Regions from separate parts of the Homo sapiens genome. Here all the other regions are linked to region 6. The links are chromatin contacts, found by Hi-C or POLR2A ChIA-PET in ENCODE. All regions are on one chromosome and are shown on one strand. Each heading gives the region's core, a stretch centred on a gene start or an enhancer-like site at or near the end of the contact. The rest is flanking DNA. Distances are from core to core; before and after follow the strand shown.

Evidence for each region. A loop is a pair of places that touch in the nucleus more often than their neighbours do. ChIA-PET counts read pairs that join two places held with the same protein, here RNA polymerase II (POLR2A). Pooled maps may share reads with other maps.
Region 1: a pooled map shows a loop between it and region 6 (14-fold over the local background). The contact joins the enhancer-like site here to the promoter of SIPA1L3 in region 6. A Hi-C loop is called at or near these places in 1 of 168 maps with a recorded cell type or tissue (CD4-positive, alpha-beta memory T cell), 1 of 37 single-sample maps with no recorded cell type and 8 of 50 pooled maps.
Region 2: a map of CD8-positive, alpha-beta T cell shows a loop between it and region 6 (13-fold over the local background). The contact joins the promoter of ZNF875 here to the promoter of SIPA1L3 in region 6. A Hi-C loop is called at or near these places in 4 of 168 maps with a recorded cell type or tissue (CD4-positive, alpha-beta T cell, CD8-positive, alpha-beta T cell and gastrocnemius medialis) and 5 of 50 pooled maps.
Region 3: a map of CD8-positive, alpha-beta T cell shows a loop between it and region 6 (15-fold over the local background). The contact joins the promoter of MAP4K1 here to the promoter of SIPA1L3 in region 6. A Hi-C loop is called at or near these places in 3 of 168 maps with a recorded cell type or tissue (B cell, CD4-positive, alpha-beta T cell and CD8-positive, alpha-beta T cell), 1 of 37 single-sample maps with no recorded cell type and 13 of 50 pooled maps. POLR2A ChIA-PET finds 5 or more read pairs at or near these places in 2 of 52 experiments (HEK293 and HEK293T).
Region 4: a map of naive thymus-derived CD4-positive, alpha-beta T cell shows a loop between it and region 6 (8-fold over the local background). The contact joins the promoter of ZNF383 here to the promoter of SIPA1L3 in region 6. A Hi-C loop is called at or near these places in 2 of 168 maps with a recorded cell type or tissue (both naive thymus-derived CD4-positive, alpha-beta T cell) and 6 of 50 pooled maps. POLR2A ChIA-PET finds 5 or more read pairs at or near these places in 1 of 52 experiments (activated CD4-positive, alpha-beta T cell).
Region 5: a pooled map shows a loop between it and region 6 (4-fold over the local background). The contact joins the enhancer-like site here to the promoter of SIPA1L3 in region 6. A Hi-C loop is called at or near these places in 4 of 37 single-sample maps with no recorded cell type and 4 of 50 pooled maps.
Region 7: a pooled map shows a loop between it and region 6 (2.4-fold over the local background). The contact joins the enhancer-like site here to the promoter of SIPA1L3 in region 6. A Hi-C loop is called at or near these places in 1 of 37 single-sample maps with no recorded cell type and 6 of 50 pooled maps. POLR2A ChIA-PET finds 5 or more read pairs at or near these places in 2 of 52 experiments (WTC11 and activated CD4-positive, alpha-beta T cell).

What each region holds. Positions count from the first base shown.
Region 1 is chr19:36,972,173-36,974,980 of GRCh38, forward strand. It overlaps a transcript of ZNF568 not described here. Among named protein-coding and RNA genes, the nearest start is that of ZNF568, 57 kb to the left of the region's middle. Within about 2 kb of position 1,264, at least 32 of the 41 ENCODE cell types and tissues checked have a DNase peak (open chromatin) inside an H3K27ac peak, as active enhancers do.
Region 2 is chr19:37,333,199-37,335,898 of GRCh38, forward strand. It overlaps ZNF875 (zinc finger protein 875), which reads left to right and starts at 1,451. Exons shown (of 5, transcript NM_001353803.2): 1 at 1,451-1,584; 2 at 1,971-2,059. The coding sequence starts at 2,027. RefSeq lists enhancers at 458-1,400, 1,196-1,305, 1,401-2,342, 1,516-1,615.
Region 3 is chr19:38,616,579-38,619,321 of GRCh38, forward strand. It overlaps MAP4K1 (mitogen-activated protein kinase kinase kinase kinase 1), which reads right to left and starts at 1,375. Exons shown (of 31, transcript NM_001042600.3): 1 at 1,219-1,375; 2 at 990-1,047; 3 at 776-866. The coding sequence starts at 1,317. EIF3K (eukaryotic translation initiation factor 3 subunit K) reads left to right here and starts at 2,610. Exons shown (of 8, transcript NM_013234.4): 1 at 2,610-2,743. The coding sequence starts at 2,691. RefSeq lists an enhancer at 1,899-1,948.
Region 4 is chr19:37,216,667-37,219,463 of GRCh38, forward strand. It overlaps ZNF383 (zinc finger protein 383), which reads left to right and starts at 1,548. Exons shown (of 6, transcript NM_001387601.1): 1 at 1,548-1,608. RefSeq lists an enhancer at 1,174-1,663.
Region 5 is chr19:38,558,214-38,560,913 of GRCh38, forward strand. The region is part of intron 89 of RYR1 (ryanodine receptor 1); the gene reads left to right. Among named protein-coding and RNA genes, the nearest start is that of MAP4K1-AS1, 37 kb to the right of the region's middle. Within about 2 kb of position 1,407, at least 3 of the 41 ENCODE cell types and tissues checked have a DNase peak (open chromatin) inside an H3K27ac peak, as active enhancers do.
Region 6 is chr19:37,905,929-37,908,628 of GRCh38, forward strand. It overlaps SIPA1L3 (signal induced proliferation associated 1 like 3), which reads left to right and starts at 1,280. Exons shown (of 22, transcript NM_015073.3): 1 at 1,280-1,430. WDR87 (WD repeat domain 87) reads right to left here and starts at 666. Exons shown (of 6, transcript NM_001291088.2): 1 at 571-666. RefSeq lists a silencer at 1,392-1,631 and an enhancer at 1,932-1,991.
Region 7 is chr19:38,505,650-38,508,349 of GRCh38, forward strand. RYR1 (ryanodine receptor 1) reads left to right here. Exons shown (of 106, transcript NM_000540.3): 54 at 157-297; 55 at 654-728; 56 at 822-897; 57 at 1,180-1,303; 58 at 2,063-2,178. Among named protein-coding and RNA genes, the nearest start is that of RYR1, 73 kb to the left of the region's middle. RefSeq lists an enhancer at 1-740 and a silencer at 1,652-1,781. Within about 2 kb of position 1,427, at least 2 of the 41 ENCODE cell types and tissues checked have a DNase peak (open chromatin) inside an H3K27ac peak, as active enhancers do.

The sequences.
Region 1 (2,808 bases), core at 14-2,513, 930 kb before region 6:
TTTATTTTAGTAGCACTTTTAGTAACACAAAAGTGCTTTTATTTTAGTAGCACTTTTAGTAACACAAAAGTGCTACTAAAATTGGTTTATTTTAGTGGCACTTTTCCAGGTCCTAAAGTATTTCTCGAACATACTTCTGTCATTAAATATCCTTCTGCAACTTAATCCTCAAATAATGACGTTGCAGCCCACTATATTGGTTTTCCGTTATTTCCGCTGCAGACCCAACTATCCCTCATCCTTCTCCAGTCCCTTCGGCATCCTGAGCCTGTGACTGCGCCCCTTCAGTCTCTCCTAGGCCACATCCCCAAACCTCTAGGACAGGTCGTTTCCCAGACACCCTCCAGGCCAGCCTGTGGCCCGGCCCGAGCAGAAATTAGTGACTTAAATGTTGAGATGCCAGAAGACCTGGACTGGGGCATGAATTCCCAGCCCAAACTTAGCCACCCGGCTTTATCGGGATTGTGGCCCAGGTCAGTGAAGCCCCAGGTCCGGGCCGACTCCTAATTCGTGGCGTGGCCGGGAGTCGCCCTCTCCTGATCCACCCCAGAGCGCGGCTCCCTGTGGAGGGTACCCTGGGTGGTCCGCTCCCTGGCTTTTTACAGCACTTGTGAGAGGCCTTTGGGCACACACACAAACCCCACTCCCTGACCCTCCGTTTGGGGCGAGGGCGGCTGCAGCCGGGTTAACTTCGCGGACTCTGGAAGCCCTGGCGGCGGGCCCGGCCGCCCCTTCCCGGGTTTGCGGCTACATTTTTCTGAAGCCTCCACGGCCCCACAGCCTTTTTCTAGCCGTCAGCGGCCAACTATTGCTGCCTGGGCCTGTGTGTTTGCCCAGTTCCTGGGAGGGTGCTCGGGTGCAGCTGGGCAGTCTGGCCTCGGCTTCACTGGAGGCGGGGAACTGGACATGACTGTGAGCGCCAGTGACCGTGGTGCGGTCCAGGCCCCGGGTGGCGCACCCACCTCTGGACTACATTTCCCAGGGGGCCCCGCGGCCAACCTTTTCCGGCCGAAGAAGGCTAGTCACCTTTCCTTGGCGGGTGTTGGAAAGCAAAGGGCTGGAACGTCCCGGGCTGCGGAGCTCGCTGGGTTGGGATGGACTCGTTCAGACCTGAGTGCTAGGACGCCGAAGGGGGCGGTGAGGCGTCCCGGCGAGGAGCTGGGGTCGTCTGGAGTTTAAAAGACAGGTGGCTCTCGGAGATGTGCGGGCTGCATGCCCACGCTTCACCGCTAGGGGAGGTCAGGGCTGTGCGATGGGGAAGGAAGAGAGTGTCGGGGCGGTGCAGTCGGGATGGGAGAAGGGTGTCAGGGCCACTGGCCCCCAGCTCGGCAGAGGGCAGTGTCGGGCCGCGCGCAGGCAGGGAGTGGGTGTGGTGTGAGGCTGGCGCTGGAGCGGTCTGGGAATGTTAGGAGGTCTAGGGTATCGCGGCCCTGCGTCCTCTTGTCTGGACTAAAAGTCCGGGCAGTTCTCCCCGGACCTGGATTGTGGGCCCAGCGACAGGTGCTTGGCGATCTGTGCCCGCTGTGCCTGCGGGGCTGTGGTGGGAGTCCTGTCTGCACGGTATTCTGTGTGGCTGTGCATGTAAGTGTGAGCGTGTGCCGGGTCATCGACCCCATCTTTGGGAGGCCTGGGAGGGGGCGGGACACCCTCGCTGTACATTCTGGGGATACGCTGGGCGGGGTCTGCCCTGTGGATGGGTCCTGGCCGTCTACGCAAACCCCAACTGAGACTAGTCAGTAGGTAGTGAATCTCTGTGAATGGCCTTCCCTCCATCGGGTCTATCTCTGGTGTGTGTTGAGGGTGGAAATGGTTCTAGAGTTTGGGGCTGGGAAGTCCCTGCTATATCCACTTCTCTGTTCTTTCACCCAGTAGCCACCAGGGATCTAGACCCATAAAGGTGCCCCCAGCCTAAAGGACAGCAGTTTGAGACCCTGACAGGTGGGTCCATTTAAGCTGTGTCTTGGCGCCACAGACTTTTGGGCTCAGTGTAAGACGCTAGGCCTGAAAGTTTCCCAAGTTAGGCTGTTATGGAGGAAGAGGGCTACGGTCTGGGGGGCTCTCCCAGGACTTCTCTCTGGGCTCCTAAGGTCACCTGCATTTCTTTGTGAGGATGACAGAGAGCGGTGGCGTTGCAGCTTCTTTGGTCTCCCTTTCAGTGCCTGGGGTGGGGCAGGAGTTTGGCCTCCCAAGGGGTTCAGGGAGGGATTCAGGATGGCTTCTTAACGTTTTTCCACATCTTTCTTTAAGAACCCAGAAGAGGAGAGAACTGCTGTGCGTCTGAAGTGATGGCGGAGGTAAGTTGCATTTGACATTTTCTTGGAAAGGACTTACTGGTTTTCAGGACAGTGTCCTATTTCAGAAATTTATCTAAAATATTTACATTCATGATTTGGACAAAGGGGAAGAGGGGAGGAAACTGCATTTATGTAGCATTTTCCTAAAGCAGCCTAGGGCTGTCTATTTTGCAAACATTGTCTCATCTGATCTAGAATTTCCACTTCCCTGGATTTTATTCATGCTCACAACAGTGTTGACAGAGAACATGCCTCAGTGATTTGGCAGGGAAATTGAACAACAGAATTAGCTTTTTCAGTCTCACTGATTTCTGCATTGTCCCCTCCATGATCATATGCAATAGCCTTTTTGCTTACCAATTTTTTTTTTTTTTTTTTGAGACAGAGTCTCGTTCTGTTGCCCAGGCTGGAGTGCAGTGGTGTGATCTCAGCTCACTGCAACCTCCGCCTCCTCGGTTCTAGTGATTCTTCTGCCTCAGCCTCCTGAGTAGCCGAGATTACAGGCACACACCAC
Region 2 (2,700 bases), core at 201-2,700, 570 kb before region 6:
TGATTTGGATTATCTCAGGATCCCACATCCTCACTGTACCCCCACCCCCACCCCTACCATATCTTTCTTAAGTTTTCTAGTCCCTGCTTTTCATTTGTGCTTCTTAAATCCCAGCCCCATGCCTGACTGTGGTTCCCACTGAGTTCTGTGACAAGCATTCTACATTTATAGATATTAAATCTTTGGCCGGGTCATTTACCTGGGCTGGAATAGGGCTCTCGGCTGATCCTCCTTCCTAAACACCCTCTCAATGGGAGAGGCTGATACCCAACATGCAAACCTTGTTTTTTACTTCTCCAGGCAAAGGGATGTTGGAAGACATTCTGGAGGGGGTAGGGTGTGAAGATTTACAAATAATCTTTGAATATCTGCTTCATGATAGGTCTTGGAGGTGCCTTGTGGGTGTGGCTTTGGAGGGATGGTTACGAGGAAATTGTGGATATTAAGGAAGTCAGGAAAGGAAAAGATGACTCACTGACAATTCAACAATTGTCCTAAGGGACTTTCTGGCTGCTTGATGCCCTAGAAGCCAGGCCCTCACTTCTGTAAATGCTGGGGACTGTGGATACAGAATTTAAAGGGTCACCAAAAAAACTCAGTAATCAAGATAAACAATATTTTAATGTAATATCTTTAAAAATAAAATCAATGCAAAAAGAAAACACCCCTGTTGAACAAAACGGTCAGACTTATGCCTCCTTTCCAACACCGCCCCACCTCCACCCCACCCTCCGGAAGTTTCCTCCAAGCCGCACCTGTACCCCAGCCTCCAATAAAAACCTCGGGAATTTCCTGATCAAGCTTCGGATCCCCACCACCACCAGGGGATCTTTTGCTGTTCACCCCAAGTTCAGTCTGCATCCCCTAAAATCCTAGGGACACGCGACCAGTCTCCCCCATCTGCATTCCGGGAGTTTGCCCCAAACCAATCCTGCTCTCCGCGAAAATAGCCTTGGGGTTCCCTGTCCTGGTACACCCTCCTACTCTAGGGGACAAAGGGCCGGTGTCGCCTCCAAACTGGTGGTTCCCGCAGAGCATCGTCTCTCCCTGAGCCGCGTCTGTCCCGACCTGGCACCTGCTCAGGGAAGGGCGCATCAGGGCGGAGACTTGCGTAGTGAGCTCAGCTCACCCGCACCTTGAAGGTCAGCGCACACTGGCCACCCGCAGAGCACCGGGACCACATTTTGCAGAATCCTTCGGCAGTCCCGCGATGCCTTCGCGGTCAGCAGATCTCATTGGTTTACAGAGAAACTTGTCAACGTCACTTGGGCATCTTAAGAGTGGGTTCGTAAACTTGGTTGTGTGCGCTGTGCAGATGTCAGTCACCCTGTGTGGTGGGCAAAGCCGACTTCTCCGCCTCTGTAGCTCCGAAACTACAATCCCCAGAGGCCTCTGCGGTCACTTCCGCTCCCCTCCCTACCCTTCAGTGTGTAGCGTTGACGTCAGAAACACTTCCGGTCGGTGGCCCAGGCGCGTTAAGCTGGTTGGGACCCGGGAAGGCCTCCCTCTTAAGGTCTTTCCCACACCTCTGCACCTTGTTACCTGACTTTCGGCTTCAGGATCCGCAGCGTGCACCCGCGTTCCGTGAGTGCCCTATAGGCAGTCAGCATGCCCCTCTGCGTGTCCCTGTGTTACGGGGACGCCGGCTGGGAGCCGCAGAGCTATCTCAGAACTAGGGCGCTCTCCTTTGGGCACCTCCAGGCCATTTTCCTTTCATTCGAGCCCACAGGGTTAGAGATAAACCCTCACTCCGTTGCTTGGGGACAAGGGCTTCACTCCCTGTCCCGAGCTTGCGGCTGAGCTTGAGGGTGGCTGGGTCATCCTGGCCCCCCACTGGATGGGAATTGGCTGCTCTGGTGATTTCTGTGACATCCCAGACCCCAACTGTGGGGCTCTGGAGCGGACTGCGCTTCACTTCGTGGGGAGGGTGTTTCCACCTAGGCCACTCTTATTTCTCTTCACATCCCCAGATCTGTCTTCTGAGACTTTGCCCTTCTCCAGGAAGAGCACTCAGGAGACCAGGAAAATGGCCACAGGGCTCCTGAGAGCCAAAAAAGAGGTGAGAATTAACTGTAATTCTATCTTGGCTGTCAACAGAATGGGTCCCATTACCTTTTCTTGTCCTGGAGGCTGCCTTGTTGGTATTGGGCAAAGTCATTCCTAGCCCTAGTCATTCCTAGTCCATAGAACAAGGAGGATTTTGATATAGTCTTGTAGAGCGTCCGATTCTGTCGCTGTTCAGGGCGCCACTTGTAACCTGCACGGACCTGGTGGACTGAACAAAAGGAATAAAAGACAAGAAACAAAAAAGTATATTTGGAAGAAGGGGTCGGGGGCACTTTGTCTCTAGTGGACAAGGGCCCTGAGCTTTACACAACCCTCCCGTATTTATTGGTAAAACAGATAACAAGTTAGGGGGTGGTGATTGTCAGGTAATTGTCAGTTGGCCGTTTGGTTCGCAATTGCAAGACTGCATCCTTCCAACAATAGGCGCTAGATTTCCTGGTAGATCACTTCAAGGAGCCAGGCGCCAGGCAGTGATGGCTCTCAGCACATCTTTTGGTGGCAGTGTGCGTTTGCTCACATCCTGCATTCATGATAAACAGTTTACCGTTTAATCATATAACCTCCAGTGGAATGCTGAGTTGGTCACAATCCCTTTGGTCTTTTCGGCTCCAAACATAGTCTGACCTGAATTTT
Region 3 (2,743 bases), core at 125-2,624, 710 kb after region 6:
GACAGAGGGGCCCAGGGCACCTGTTCTGGGGAGCAGAGGTCATTATTGGGGCATCTGGAATATTAATTTGGGGATCAGGGAATTTAGGAGTTTATATTAAAGGAGCAGAGAGTGAAACTGGGTGAGCCAAAGAGCAGAATGGTGAGAGCTTCGTTTCAAGGGAGTTGATTTCAAATTCAGTTACTATGAAGAGATCAATTTGGGGTACTCTTGGTCAGAAATGGGAATTTTAGATTGGAGATTAGATTAGAGGCTGCTCTGGTCAGAAAAGTGGGACTTAGGAGTGAGGATCATGGTAGGGTTAGCCCAGTCAAAAATGGGGGTCCAGGATGGGAGGTCGGGTTATGGTGAGAAATGGAAGTTCAAGGTTAGAACTGAGGGTGCCAAGACCAGGCGCGGTGGATCACACCTGTAATCCCAGCACTTTCGGAGGCCGAGGCGAGTGGATCACAAGGTCAGGAGTTCAAGACCAGCCTGGCCAAGATGGTGAAACCCCATCTCTACTAAAAATACAAAAATTTGCCGGGCAGGGTGGTGAGCGCCTGTAATCCCAGCTACTCGGGAGTCTGAGGCAGAGAATTGCTTGAACCCAGGAGGCAGAGGTTGCAGTGAGCTGAGATCATGCCACTGCACTCCAGCCTGGCAACAGAACAAGACTCCATCTCAAAAAAGAAAAAGAAAAGAAAAAAAAAGAACTGAGGGTACCCCCATCAAGAAATGGGGACTCCGGGTTAGGGGCTGGGCTGGGTGCCAGGGTGGGTCTGAGGTTCATCACCAGAGATAACTCCCATGGTAGGCCACGATGTTGGCGTGCCGGCAAGTTTTCAATATGAGGATTTCCTTCTGAAGGGTGGAGACATCATCATCTGTGAGGAGGGCGGGAGAGAAAAGGCAGCTCGCATGGGGAGAGAGCTACAGGGGAGGTGATCCCAGTGTCCCAGGAGGCGAAGGTGGGGATGTGGGGAAGGAGCTCCATGTTCCCTCCTCACCAGGCTCCATCTTCACCATCTTCAGTGCCACCAGGTCCCCTGACACCTTGTCTCGAGCCTTGCAAAGGGGAAGTTGGCAGTCAGGCAGGCTCCATTTGCCAGAGTCCCTCCACAGCATCCCTGAGTCAAGGTCAAGAACTGGGACCCCCTCTTGCAGCCTCCTCCCTGCCGAGGGCTTGCCTTAAAGGTCACTGGTTGTAGGGTGTTGGGGACAGAGGGGCTTCCTCACCTTAAAGACTTCCCCATACGTGCCGCCACCCAGCCGCTGTAGCAGGTCATAGTGGTCCCGGGGGTCTCTATTGAAAATGTCAGGGTCCACGACGTCCATCCCTGGGGGCCTGAGCTGGGCCTGCGCCCAGGGGCCAGCAGGGCCTCAGGGCTCAACTTCTGGCACCTCCCTCCGTCCCCAGAAGCCCTGCACCCGCCTTGCCTCCGCGGGCTGTGGCCTCCCCCCTCCTCACTCTCGCTTCCTGCCCCAGCTGCACTGCACGACTGTGCAACGGGCTCCACCCCCCCGTCCCCTGGGCTCTGAGAGCCTCTGAGGGGCAGCTTGTCTTGGGACCCAAGGGACCACCCTCAACCTCCAAGGCCCAGGGCTGGATGTAAATGTGATGCAAATGATCTTAATCGTAACTGGGTTGGAGGGGGGTGCCTTAGAACCCCCGCCCCCGTCTCCTAGGTAGTGTCTAAACCTCTGCTGGGTGCTTGAAGGTTTGGCCACAACCCGAAGGCGGCAGGTCTGCAAAGGGATGGCTATGCAGTGTACATGCCTGTTCACCTGTCACATACATGCACTTGGGTTACCTCCTCTGCACTGCGCAGGCGTGTAGACGTGCATCTGCCTGGATACCTGTGTGCACAGTACACACGTGGATGTACCCAGGACATATACCTCCACATGCATGGCACATAACTGCATTTTGTAGGCCTGCAGTGTACAAAACCTATACATAATATATAATTCATGGCAGTACAAATGGGACGCTCGCCCTCAGCTCCAAGACCGGAACCTAATGGAGACGGGGCGCGATCCGGCGAAGTCCAGGAGCCCTCACCCCAGCCCCTGCCCGGCAGAGCACAGTAGCTTTGTGGGACCCTCCTCCTGGAGCTGGGGACCAAGGGCTGAGACTTGAAACTGGAGAGCTCAGGATCCTGCACCAGGCGCCCAGGCCTGTGGCAAGAGGGACCTCAGAACACCTCCCTCGGAACTTGGCCATGGCCTAAACGTAAGGCTGCTGCGTGCATTCCCGCAGAGCTCCGTGGCCTCATGGCCGCGCGCAATACAACGCGCGCGCACGCCGCCAGAGCTCCGGGTGCTTCCCGGTGAGTTCGCGCGCGCACGCTCCCGCGCTACCGGCACTGGAACTGGGTCTGTGAGGCCCGGGAAAAGCTTAGCCCCGCCCCCTCGCCACGAGAGGCGCCTGCGCACTGGGATCCAGTAAGATTTTTCTCACGCTGTCTGTCCAGCTTGAGTGGCGCGAATGCGCACGCGCCAATTGCGCCTGCGAGGAAGAAGTCACGTGGCAGCCGGAAAGCGTGGCGGCTGCTGCTAGAGCCTTTCCCTTTACCGCACCCAAGGAGCTGGAGCGACAACAACGACGTCGTTTCCGTTTCCACCACCTCTTCCTGTTCCCGTCCTTGAGGACGCCGTGCCGGGTCAGTGTTAGCCTCCAGCCCTGGTTGTGGAAGGCGACAGAAGTCATGGCGATGTTTGAGCAGATGAGAGCCAACGTGGGCAAGTTGCTCAAGGGTAT
Region 4 (2,797 bases), core at 298-2,797, 690 kb before region 6:
AATTAAAAACATAATTTGATACTACTGCTCATTCCTTAGAATAGTCAATAGATGCCTGATGTGGGGTTTGGGAGGTGGGGATTGACTTAACAATGTGGGGGGCAGAGGGCGGTGAATAAAAATATTCTATATCCGCCGGGCGCGGTGGCTCACGCTTGTAATCTCAGCACTTTGGGAGGCCGAGGCGAGCGGATCACGAAGTCAGAAGTTCGAGGTCGGGAGTTCGAGACCAGCCTGTGAGCTCGAACCCTGTCTCTACTAAAAATACAAAAATTAGCCAGGCATGGTGGCGGGCACCTGTAATACCAGCTACTCGGAAGGCTGAGGCAGGAGAATCGCTTGAACCCGGGAGGCGGAACTTGCAGTGAGCCGAGATCTCGCCACTGCAGTCCAGCCTGGGTGACAGCTAGACTCCAACTCAAAAAAAAAAAAAAAAAAATTCTATATCCAGTAACACTAAGGATAAATGCTTGAGGGGATAGACACCCTATTTTACATGATATGATTCTTACGCATTGCATGCCTGTATCAAAACATCTCATGTACCCCATATACAACTACTATGTACCCACAAAAATTTAACTAAAATGCTTAAAAATTTTTTAATTTTAAAAAATATTCTATATCCTGATTACGATGGTGGTGACAAGGGTTTAGACATGCGTTGAAGCTTACCGAACAGTTCACTTAAAATGAGTGCATTTTATTGTATCTAAATTATTCTTCAGTAAAGTTGATTTTTAAAAAACATGCACACAAATATAATTTACAAACTATAACATTAGCTCGTTTATGGTGTACCATTCAGTCACTTTTAGTGTATTCAGAGTTGTGCAAACATCATTATCTAATTCAAGAAGCTTTGCATTACCCCAAAAATGAACCCTTTAGCTATTACCAATCACTCACAGTTCCCCCTAATCCTGCTAGTCCTAAAAAACTCTAACTTACTCCTTTTCCGTAGATTTGACTATTTTAAATATTTCCTATAAATGCAGTCATACAGTATGTGGCTTATCCACGGATGAAGGCAAAAATGACGATTTAGTCAGTCTAGCATTCTCAGAGAGCGTTATAACGCCTAGTACAGTCCGGGGTCCTGGGTGCGTTCTGCACTGAGTCGGCTTGGGGCAGGAAGTCATTTAAGCGACCTCCTTCCACTTGCCCCAGCGCCTCACCCCTTCCTGCTCTAGACTACAGTTCCCAAAAATCCTTGCGGCTCTAGTCAACATCTGGCCCGAAGCTGGCGACCTTTTCCTGTTTCTCAGGGAACTCCCTGGGGTTGGCCGGTACCATGGAGGAAGATTGTCTTCAGCGTGCAGGGCCAGCGTCCTACGGCAGTTTCACTCTGAGCCTGTGTCTGGATCACGGAGACGCGGGGTAGCGGTTCGGAGTGCGGAGCAGGGATGTCCCCGAGCTGTGCAGCTGCAAGAACCCGAAAAAACAGGCGCCATCTTCTCGGCGCGGTCCTACTCCGGACTGTATTTCCCAGAGGCCCCCGCGAGTCCAGGGCAGCCCCTTCATTTGCCTGCTGGACCCTCCGCCTCAAGGGTAGGGGAAGTGCGCGGTGAGCGGCCTGGGTCTTGCAGGCTCGGCTGGGGCCCGCAGGTACGTGCATGGGAGTTTGAAGGGACTGACCAGGCTGGTCTGGAGTGTTGGGCATGTATGAGTGTGTCGGGCATGTATGAGTTGGTCGGGCTGATAGAGGGGGTGGTGGGGAGGCGGGCGCGAGGCGTGGGCTTCCGTGTGTGAGTGTGACCTTATGTGACTGTGCCTCTCTGTGTGCGCGGGTGTGATTGTATATCCTCGTTGTAGTTGTGTAATTGTAACAATGTAAGGCTGTATGTGTAGGTATGACTGTGTCCCGTGTTGGGACTGTGATTGTGTGTGGCTGTGTAACTTTGCGTGACATTTGTGGAGGGTGTTTGTGTGGAGAGAATCTGATGAGGCTGTGACTGTGTGTTAGTCTGAGGGGTGTGTGTAATTGTGTTTGTATGACTGTTAGCAGCACTTAAGTGTACTGGATGCCTTACTGAGTAAATCTACTACCCAGAAATAACCCAGTAACGTGAGAATGTGAGAGTGTGACCATGTAACTTTATGTAGCACTGTGTCTGCGGTTGGAAAGTGCGTGTAATCGTGCCGGGGTGATATGTGTGTCCTAGTGGTCATTGTGTTATTTTGAATGTGTGATTGTGTGTAGTGCTCAATAGGGGTCCTGGGGAGGGGGGAACTGTAACTTTGTGTGGCTCAGTAGTGCGTGTGGTATTGTGACTATCTGTAGCACTCTGGTTCTGAATGGTGCTATGTTTGAGGGGTCTGTAAATATGCTAGTGTAACTTATCCTCAAGGTAGATGTGGGACAATGATTGTGTGACCATATATAGTGTTATTGTTTGGGTGAGGCGTGCCTGTGGAGGTCTATGTGGGTCCCCATGGTGGCTGGGTGACTGCAGCATTGGGTAGGGGGTGCTTGTGACTGTCTTTGTGACTCCAGCTCTCCCTGTGAGGTCAGGACAGATTCTCGAGAGGAGAGACCTCACCCCTCTGATACCAAGAATGCTCATGACAGCCTACACTTCTCTGTTTTTGTTTTGTTTTGTTTTAAGGCGGAGTTTCGCTGTTGTTGCCCAGGCTGGAGTGCAATGGCGCAATCTCGGCTCACCGCAACCTCCGCCTCCCCGGTTCAAGCAATTCTCCTGCCTCAGCCTTCCTAGTAGCTGGGATTACAGGCGTGTGTCACCACGCCCTGCTAATTTTGTATTTTCAGTAGAGACGGGGTTTCTCCGTGTTGGTC
Region 5 (2,700 bases), core at 157-2,656, 650 kb after region 6:
GACGGGAGGATCACTTGAGCCCAGGAGGTCGAGGCTATGGCAAGCCATGATCACTCCATTACACTCCAGCCTAGGTAGTAGAGACAGACTTTGTCTCAAAAAATTAATAATAAAGTAAAACAACTAAAAGACTATAAGTAGACTGTAACACAAAGAAAGGATAAATGCCAGAGGGAATGGATAACGCATTAACCCTGATGTGAGTACGTATTGCATGCCTATATCAAAATAGTTCATCTACCCCATAAATAAATACAACTACTATGTACCCACAAAAATGAAAAATAAAAAGGCCTGGCTCATGCCTGTAATCCTAACACTTTGGGAGGCCAAGGCGGGCAGATCACTTGAGATCAGGAGTTCAAGACCAGCCTGGCCAACATGGCGAAACCCCATCTCTACTAAAAATACAAAAATTAGCTTGGCGTGGTAGCACATGCCTGTAATCTCAGCTACTCAGAAGACTGAGGCAGGAGAATCGCTTGAACCCTGGAGGCAGAGGTTTCAGTGAGCCAAGATCACGCCACTGCACTCCAGCCTGGGTGACAGAGCAAGACTCTGTCTCAAAAAATAAAAATAATTTTTTAAAAAAATAGTCCAGGTGTGGTGGCTCACACCTGTAATCCTAGCACTTTGGGAGGCCCAGGCAGGCAGATCACCTGAGGTCAGGAGTTCAAGGCCAGCCTGGCCAACATGGCGAAACCCTGTCTCTACTAAAAATACAGAATTAGCCAGTGTGGTGGCACACGCCTGTAGTCCCAGCTACTCAGGAGGCTGAGACAGGAGAATCACTTGAACCCAGGAGGCGGAGGCTGCAGTGAGCCAAGATCGTGCCACTGCACTCTAGCCTGGGCAAGACAGAGCAAGACTCCGTCTCAATAAGTAAGTAAGTAAATAAATAAATAAAGGGATGGGCAATGAATGATGACACAGAGAGATCAGCAAATCACAAGAGCAAAGTCTAGGAGTGAATGGAGGTGATAGTGTCCCAGGCGCCTGTGGAGAGGTGGGCTTCTTTTTTTTTTTTTTTTTTTTTTTGAGACAGGGTCTCGCTCTTATTGCCCAGGCTAGGTGCAATGGCACAATCTTGGCTCACTGCAACATCCGCCTCCCAGGTTCAAGCCATTCTCCTGCTTCAGCCTCTCAAGTAGCTGGGATTACAGGCACGCACCATCATGCCTAACTAATTTTTGTATTTTTAGTAGAGACGGGGTTTCACCATGTTGTCCAGGCTGGTCTCGAACTCCTGACCTCAGGTGATCCACCCGCCTCGGCCTCCCAAAGTCCTGGGATTACAGGCATGAGCCACCACACCTGGCCAGAGGTGGATTTTTGAGACAGACAGTGTCACACTGCTCATGATAGAGGGGTAGGCAAGCAGACGAGGTGAGGGCAGAAGGTGAGGGGTTCCGGTGTGATTATGTCTCCATGCTCTGTGGTTTCTAGAGCCCTTCATGATTTGCAAAGCATGTTACTCATTTAGAAAGCATTTTGCAAAGTTCTGGGGTTTTTACAAAGCACTTTTGAGAGCCAGAAAATTTTGCTTCTGTTCATACCCCAGAGCAACATTTCTCACACTGCATGTTGCTACCCGTCTGGAGGTAATGAAATTAATTTAGCAATGCGTAACTCGTGACCAGCATCTTTAGAAATAAAATAGAACACTGCAGAGTGTGCTACACAGCAAAGGTCAGAATTATGTCATGAAACCTTTTTTTTTTTTTTTGAGTCACATTGTAAAATGTATTCTTATGGTTGAGTGAGTGCGGTCAAGAACATTTTATGCTGCTCTAGAGAACCTCTTGCAAAAATGCATGGGCAATCAGCACAAGAATGTTCAAGAAAAGTGTTGTCTGAAAGAAATCTGTGGGTGAACTTGGTGATTTATGCTTGTAATCCCAACACTTTGGGAGGCGGAGGAGGGCAAATCACCTGAGTTCAGGAGTTTGGGACAAGCCTGGGCAACATGGCAAAACCCCGTCTACAAAAAAATACAAAAATTCACCAGGCACAGTGGCATGCACCTGTAGTCCTAGCTACTCAGGAGGCTGAAGCACGAGACTCATTTGACCCTGGGAGGTGGAGGCTGCAATGAGCTGAGATCGTGCCACTGCACCACTCCAGCCTGGGTGAAAGAGTGAGACCCTGTCTCAGAAAAAAAAAACAAAAACAAAATACAAATCTGGAAGCAACCTACATTTCCATTAGCAGGATAACAGATAAAGAGTGTTATGGCTGGGCGCGGTGGCACACACCTGTCACCCCTGCACTTTGGGAGGCCGAGGCGGGTGGATCACCTGAGGACAGGAGTTCGAGACCAGCCTGGCCAACATGATGAAACCCTATCTCACTAAAAATACAAAAAATTAGCCAGGTGTGGTGGCGGGCACCTGTAATCCCAGCTGCTCAGGAGGCTGAGGCAGGAGAATCACTTGACCCTGGGAGGTGGAGGTTGCAGTGAGCTGAGATCATGCCACTGCACTCCAGCCTGGGCGACAAGAGCGAAACTCCGTCTCAAAAAAAAAAAAAAAAAAAAAGAGAAAGAAAAAGAAAAAAAAGCAAGTTTCAGCTGAGGTGGGAGGATCCCTTGAGCCCAGGAGTTTGAGACCAGCCTTGGCAACATAGGGAGACCTTATCTCTACAAAAAAAAATTAAAATTAAAATTAGCCAGGTGTAGCGGTGTGTGCCTGTAGTCCCAGC
Region 6 (2,700 bases), core at 30-2,529:
GGATTTCTCTTGTGTCTCCATAATCACCCAACCTGACATGGAATAGGTGGTTAATCCATTTTTGTTGAATGAGTGGAAAAATGTGCTCTCCCAGGAAGAAACATATGCTTCCCAGCTTCAAGTGTTAGTGAACATCTTCCTAGAAGGCAGGCTGAGGCGGAAAGGGTATTGACTCCGGCTTCTCCACCAGAGGACCTTGCAATTCCAGTCAATTCCCTCGGTAACTCTTATGGAGGAGTGGCAATATACCTTAAAAAAGGAGTGTGTGTTGCGGGGTATTCCGCTGCTTGGTTATGTCACCAGGTGGATTAAATTTGGACAAAATTTCCCAAGGTGTAGGTACTCTACAAACACTAGTTACCCTCAGGAATGTGCGATCAACAAAAGAATGCAAGATAACAAGGCCCCTAGGCAGCCCCTGGGTCTTGTGGCTCCCGTCGAAGGCAGAGCTCTGGAGCCGCCTACGCCGGGGACAGGCGACTACACCTGGGGCCCCTCACCCTCGGGCCTCCTGCACGTGGCAGGGAAGGCAGGGCGTCTCTATCTCAAAGCATTGGCTGCGCCTGTTACCTGCGACAGGATTCCCGACAAGGGACGGGTACGGCGTGTGCACTCAGGAGCTCCTAGAGCTAGGGGCAGCAACTAAGAAGCTACCTGGCGGATGTTGCGAGAGGACTCCGCCCACAGAACGGTTGGCCCCCAACCCCGCAGCCGGCGGACTTCCCGAGGCCAGGGGTCTGAACGCGCGTGCGCATGGGCGCGCGCCCGGCGCGAGAACGCGCGCGCGCTCTCGAAAGAAAAAAAAAAAAAATCCTCTCCGCGGGGTCCCGCGGCAATTTAGGCCGGGGTCTGCCGACGACCGCGCGTGCGCGGGCGTGCATCTACGCCCTCCTCCACCGCCCCCTCCGCTGGGGGTCTAGCGCACTGCTCCGCTTCCCCCGTTTCCCCCGGGCTAGCGTCCTAGGGGTAAGTGACTCGAGCCTGGCAGAGAGTGAGGGAGAGGTTCCGCCGAATGAAGGGAGGAGGTAGACGGGGCCAGGAGAAAGGAGAAACCGCCCCGGCGGGGCGAAGAGCGCGGCTCTCGAGCTGTAGTCTGCAGGAGACACACCTCCCTCCCTCACGCCCCTCGGGGCTGCGGAAGTGCTCTACAGACTGGAGCTGCACGAAGGCGACCAGCGGACTACCGTTCCTAGGAGGCAGCGCGGCGGTGCGCCTACGGCTCCCGGCAGCCCCCGCGCGCCATTCTCTTTTTGAGTTCGCGGCCGGCTAGGGCGAAACTACAGTTCCCAGGAGGACTCGCGCGAAGCGGCTTGGAAGTGGGCAGCCTGGAAGTCACTCGGGCCACCGGAGCTGGCGGCGTCTCCAGCGAGCGGCGCGGAGCTGGACGCCGCGATCGTGGGGCCCGCGAGGCGGGCAGCCGGGGCGTCCAGGTACGTGGCTCCGGGTGCAGGATCGGCCTCGCGCAAGGGTGGCGGGGAATCGGTGGCTGCCCGGACCCCGAGGGTCAGCGCGGGCGGACGGCCGGGTGTGGGTACTGGCCGTGGGGGGCGGCGGCGCCGGGACTCGCGCCCTCCGGACCCAGCCGGACTCGTGCCCGCATGGCTCAACTTTCCAGGCGTGCACCCCGGCGCTGTGGTGAAGAGCTTGGAGGCGGGGAGCGGTGGATTCGCGTCCCGGCTGTGCCACTCGGGAGCCGCGATCTGGGAAAACCGCGCCGAACCTCAATTTCCCCTGCAGTAAAACGGAGTAGGAGAGCATCTTGGCGGAGACTCTGTTGAGATAATATAATAAAACATTTGGCACATAGGAGGCACTTACTACGTATTTGGGTTATTGTTAGCTCTCCGAAAAATGAGGTGAAGATGTTATCGATTGCATAGGGTGAGGATTAGTTGAGCGTGTGCATGTAAAGAGGTGAGTCCTTAGTTAGCACCCAATGCAGGCTAGCTGCTGTTAACCGAGATTATTTTGTTAAGAGCGTTGGTTTGGAAGGCAGAGAGACCCCAGGTTCAAATTTGAACATTTACCAGCTGTGTGACTTTGGGCAACTGGCTTCACCTCTCTGTGCCTTGGTTTCCCTATCTATAAAATGGGGATTTAAATAGCAACCACTTCGTCGAGTTGTTTTCAGGATGCAGTGAGAATACCATGTGTAAAGTGCTTAGCACAGCAGCTGGCATATAACGCTCAGTAAATGGTACCATTTATTCAGCGTTTTCCTAGTGGCCCAGAGACCCTCTGAGGGTGGGGCTCTGGCCGTAGTATTGGTCACCCCCGAGGGCCAGATTCAGAACTGGTCCAGTTGACTTCCCTTCCTACTACCTCAGGTTCCTCATTTACAAAATGGGATAATAACAAGATCACTCTCAAAGGGTTGTAAGGATTTGCTGAGATTGTATTTCTAGTCCAGCGCCATCTCTCACTAAGTAGCAGCTCTTATGTATTATAATTGTTCTTCAATATTCTCCATCTGGCCCAGAGACTGCCTGACTGTGGGCTGTGACATGACAGCCCTGAGCTCCCCCACACATTTGCTCCCATCCTCAGTGTCCCATCTGTGGAATGGTAGTCATAGGACTTTTGTGCCAGGATTGTTTGGATGGTTCCAGGAGATAATTCATGTTTAGTGCTTTGCACAAGGCCCGGCACACAGTAAGTGCTTATTAAATGATTAAATGTATCTTGCTGTTTTTTTTTTTA
Region 7 (2,700 bases), core at 177-2,676, 600 kb after region 6:
TTGGGAGGCTCTGTTACAGAGCAGGTAAGAGACTTGAGTTGGAATCCAGACTGGACCATTGCCTAGCCACATGGTCAGGGTTTTCTCCTTTGGGGTCCTTCCTCCACCCCTCTCTCATCCCATTCCACCAACTCCCCACCCTCCTGTCCACCCCAGGACAAAGAGATTTACCGCTGGCCCATCAAGGAGTCCCTGAAGGCCATGATTGCCTGGGAATGGACGATAGAGAAGGCCAGGGAGGGTGAGGAGGAGAAGACGGAAAAGAAAAAAACGCGGAAGATATCACAAAGTGCCCAGGTGAAGGCGGGGCCTGGGTGGAGGGCAGGGGCACGATGGGGGGAGGGTCTAGAACAAGGGGCATGGCCAGACAGGGAAGGGATGGAGAGGAGAGGGGCCCAGGGAGGTAGGTGGGGCAAGAGGGGTGCAGAAACCTGAGATCTGGGAAAGGAGAGGGCAGGGGTCTGAAGAACTGCAAAGGGCAGAGGAGAGAAGGATGGGGTGGTTTAGAGACAGGGCCTTAAGGAAAGGACAAGGGGTCTTGAGCCAGGGGAGGGTGGAGGGGGTAGAATGGACTAGTGGGGCCTGGGGAGGGGCTGGCCTGGGCTTCCTGCTAGCCCATCAGCCCACCTCCCATCTTCCCCTTGTCCTCTCAGACCTATGATCCTCGAGAAGGCTACAACCCTCAGCCCCCCGACCTTAGTGCTGTTACCCTGTCCCGGGAGCTGCAGGTGAGAGCCCTGATCCTTTTGGGGGGACATAGGGTGTCTTTGGGGGGGCTGGCATCCTCTGAATCTAGCCCTTGACTCTGCATCCACTCCCAGGCCATGGCAGAACAACTGGCAGAAAATTACCACAACACGTGGGGACGGAAGAAGAAGCAGGAGCTGGAAGCCAAAGGTGAGGGCGCCCATGCCGCCCCCACGCTACCCCCGTGGATTCACCGTGTGGTTTTGCTGATTGCCTTCATGCCCCTGAAACTCGGTTTCTCCATCTGTAGATGGGAATAATAACAGCGTTTACCACCATGGGGTAATGAGATGAGCACCAGCAAGCAATGTTTCCGTTATTCGTATCTTCTTTATCACCATAATTACGCATGCCGGGCACTGCAGGAACCACTTCAGTGAGAGTGGCCCGGGTCTTCCCCAGAGCCCTGATTTCTGGTCTTTGCCTCCCCAGGCGGTGGGACCCACCCCCTGCTGGTCCCCTACGACACGCTCACGGCCAAGGAGAAGGCACGAGATCGAGAGAAGGCCCAGGAGCTACTGAAATTCCTGCAGATGAATGGCTACGCGGTTACAAGGCACGCGGGTTGGGGCTCCCGCGGAAGAGCAGCAGGCAGAACACACCCGGCAAAGGCTGGAAGGGGCGGGGCCAGAGAGGGGTGGAGCCGAGAGGAACGGGGCCTGAGGAGCAAAGATGGAACCAGAGGGGAGGAGCTAAGGGAGTGGGGCCTGGACACAGAGGCGGGGCCAGATGGGGAGGAGTTCGAAATGGGCGGGGCTTAAGCACAGGCGGGACCAGAGAGGAGAGGAGGAAGAGAAGGGCGGGGCCCAGGGAGCAGAGGCGGGGCCAGAGAGTGGAGGAGACTGAGAGGGGCGGGGACCGGTGATTGGAGGCGGGACCAAAGAGGAGAGAAGGCTGAAAAGGGTGGGGCCCGGGGAACAGAGGTAGGGCCAAAGAGGAAGAGGCTGAGAGGGGCGGGGGCTGGGGAGCACAGGCGGGGCCAGAGAGGGGTGGGGAGGTACAGAGGGGCGGGGACTGGTGAGTGGAGGCGGGACCAAAGAGGAGAGAAGGGCTGAGAAGGGCAGGGCCCGGGGAACAGAGGTGGGGCCAAAGGGGAGGAGGCTGAGAGGGGCCGGCCCTGGGGAACAGAGGTGGGGCCAGAGAGGGGAGAAGGCTAAGTGGGGTGGGGCATGGGGGACTCAGAGTGGAGCCCCAACCTGGGGTGAAGCCAAAGCTGATAGAGACGGGGCCAGCAGGAGCAGAGGCGGACCTGAGAAGGGTGGGAAACTGTAGGGCCGGCGTCTGGGCTGATCCTTCTCTCCACATCTCCATGCAGAGGCCTTAAGGACATGGAACTGGACTCGTCTTCCATTGAAAAGCGGTTTGCCTTTGGCTTCCTGCAGCAGCTGCTGCGCTGGATGGACATTTCTCAGGAGTTCATTGCCCACCTGGGTACGGAGAAATACCCCCCGCTTATGCCCGCCCCACCTGCAGACACCAGTTCTGCAGACCAGACTCACCTAGGACACCTGTTCATGCACTCAATCCGTCCTCCCCTTATCTGATGTTTATTGAGCTTCTACTATGTGCCAGACACTGTTCTAGATGCTGGGGTACAGCAGTGAAGATGACAAATGACCCCTGCTCTCCTGCAACTACTCCTATGTTGGATTCAGGCAATTAGCATCATAAATAACTAAATCGTTTAGTGTTAGAAGGTGATCAGTGTTATGGGAAGAAGAAAACAATAGAGCCAGGTAGAGGGGATTGGGAGTGTGGAGCCAGTTGTAATTTTATTTTATTTCATTTTATTTTATTTTTATTTTTTATTTTATTTATTTATTTATTTTTGAGACAGAGTTTCGATCTTGCTGCCCAGGCTGGAGTGCAGTGGCACGGTCTCGGCTCACTGCAACCTCTGCTTTCTGGTTTCAAGCGATTCTCCTGCCTCAGCCTCCTGAGTAGCTGGGACCA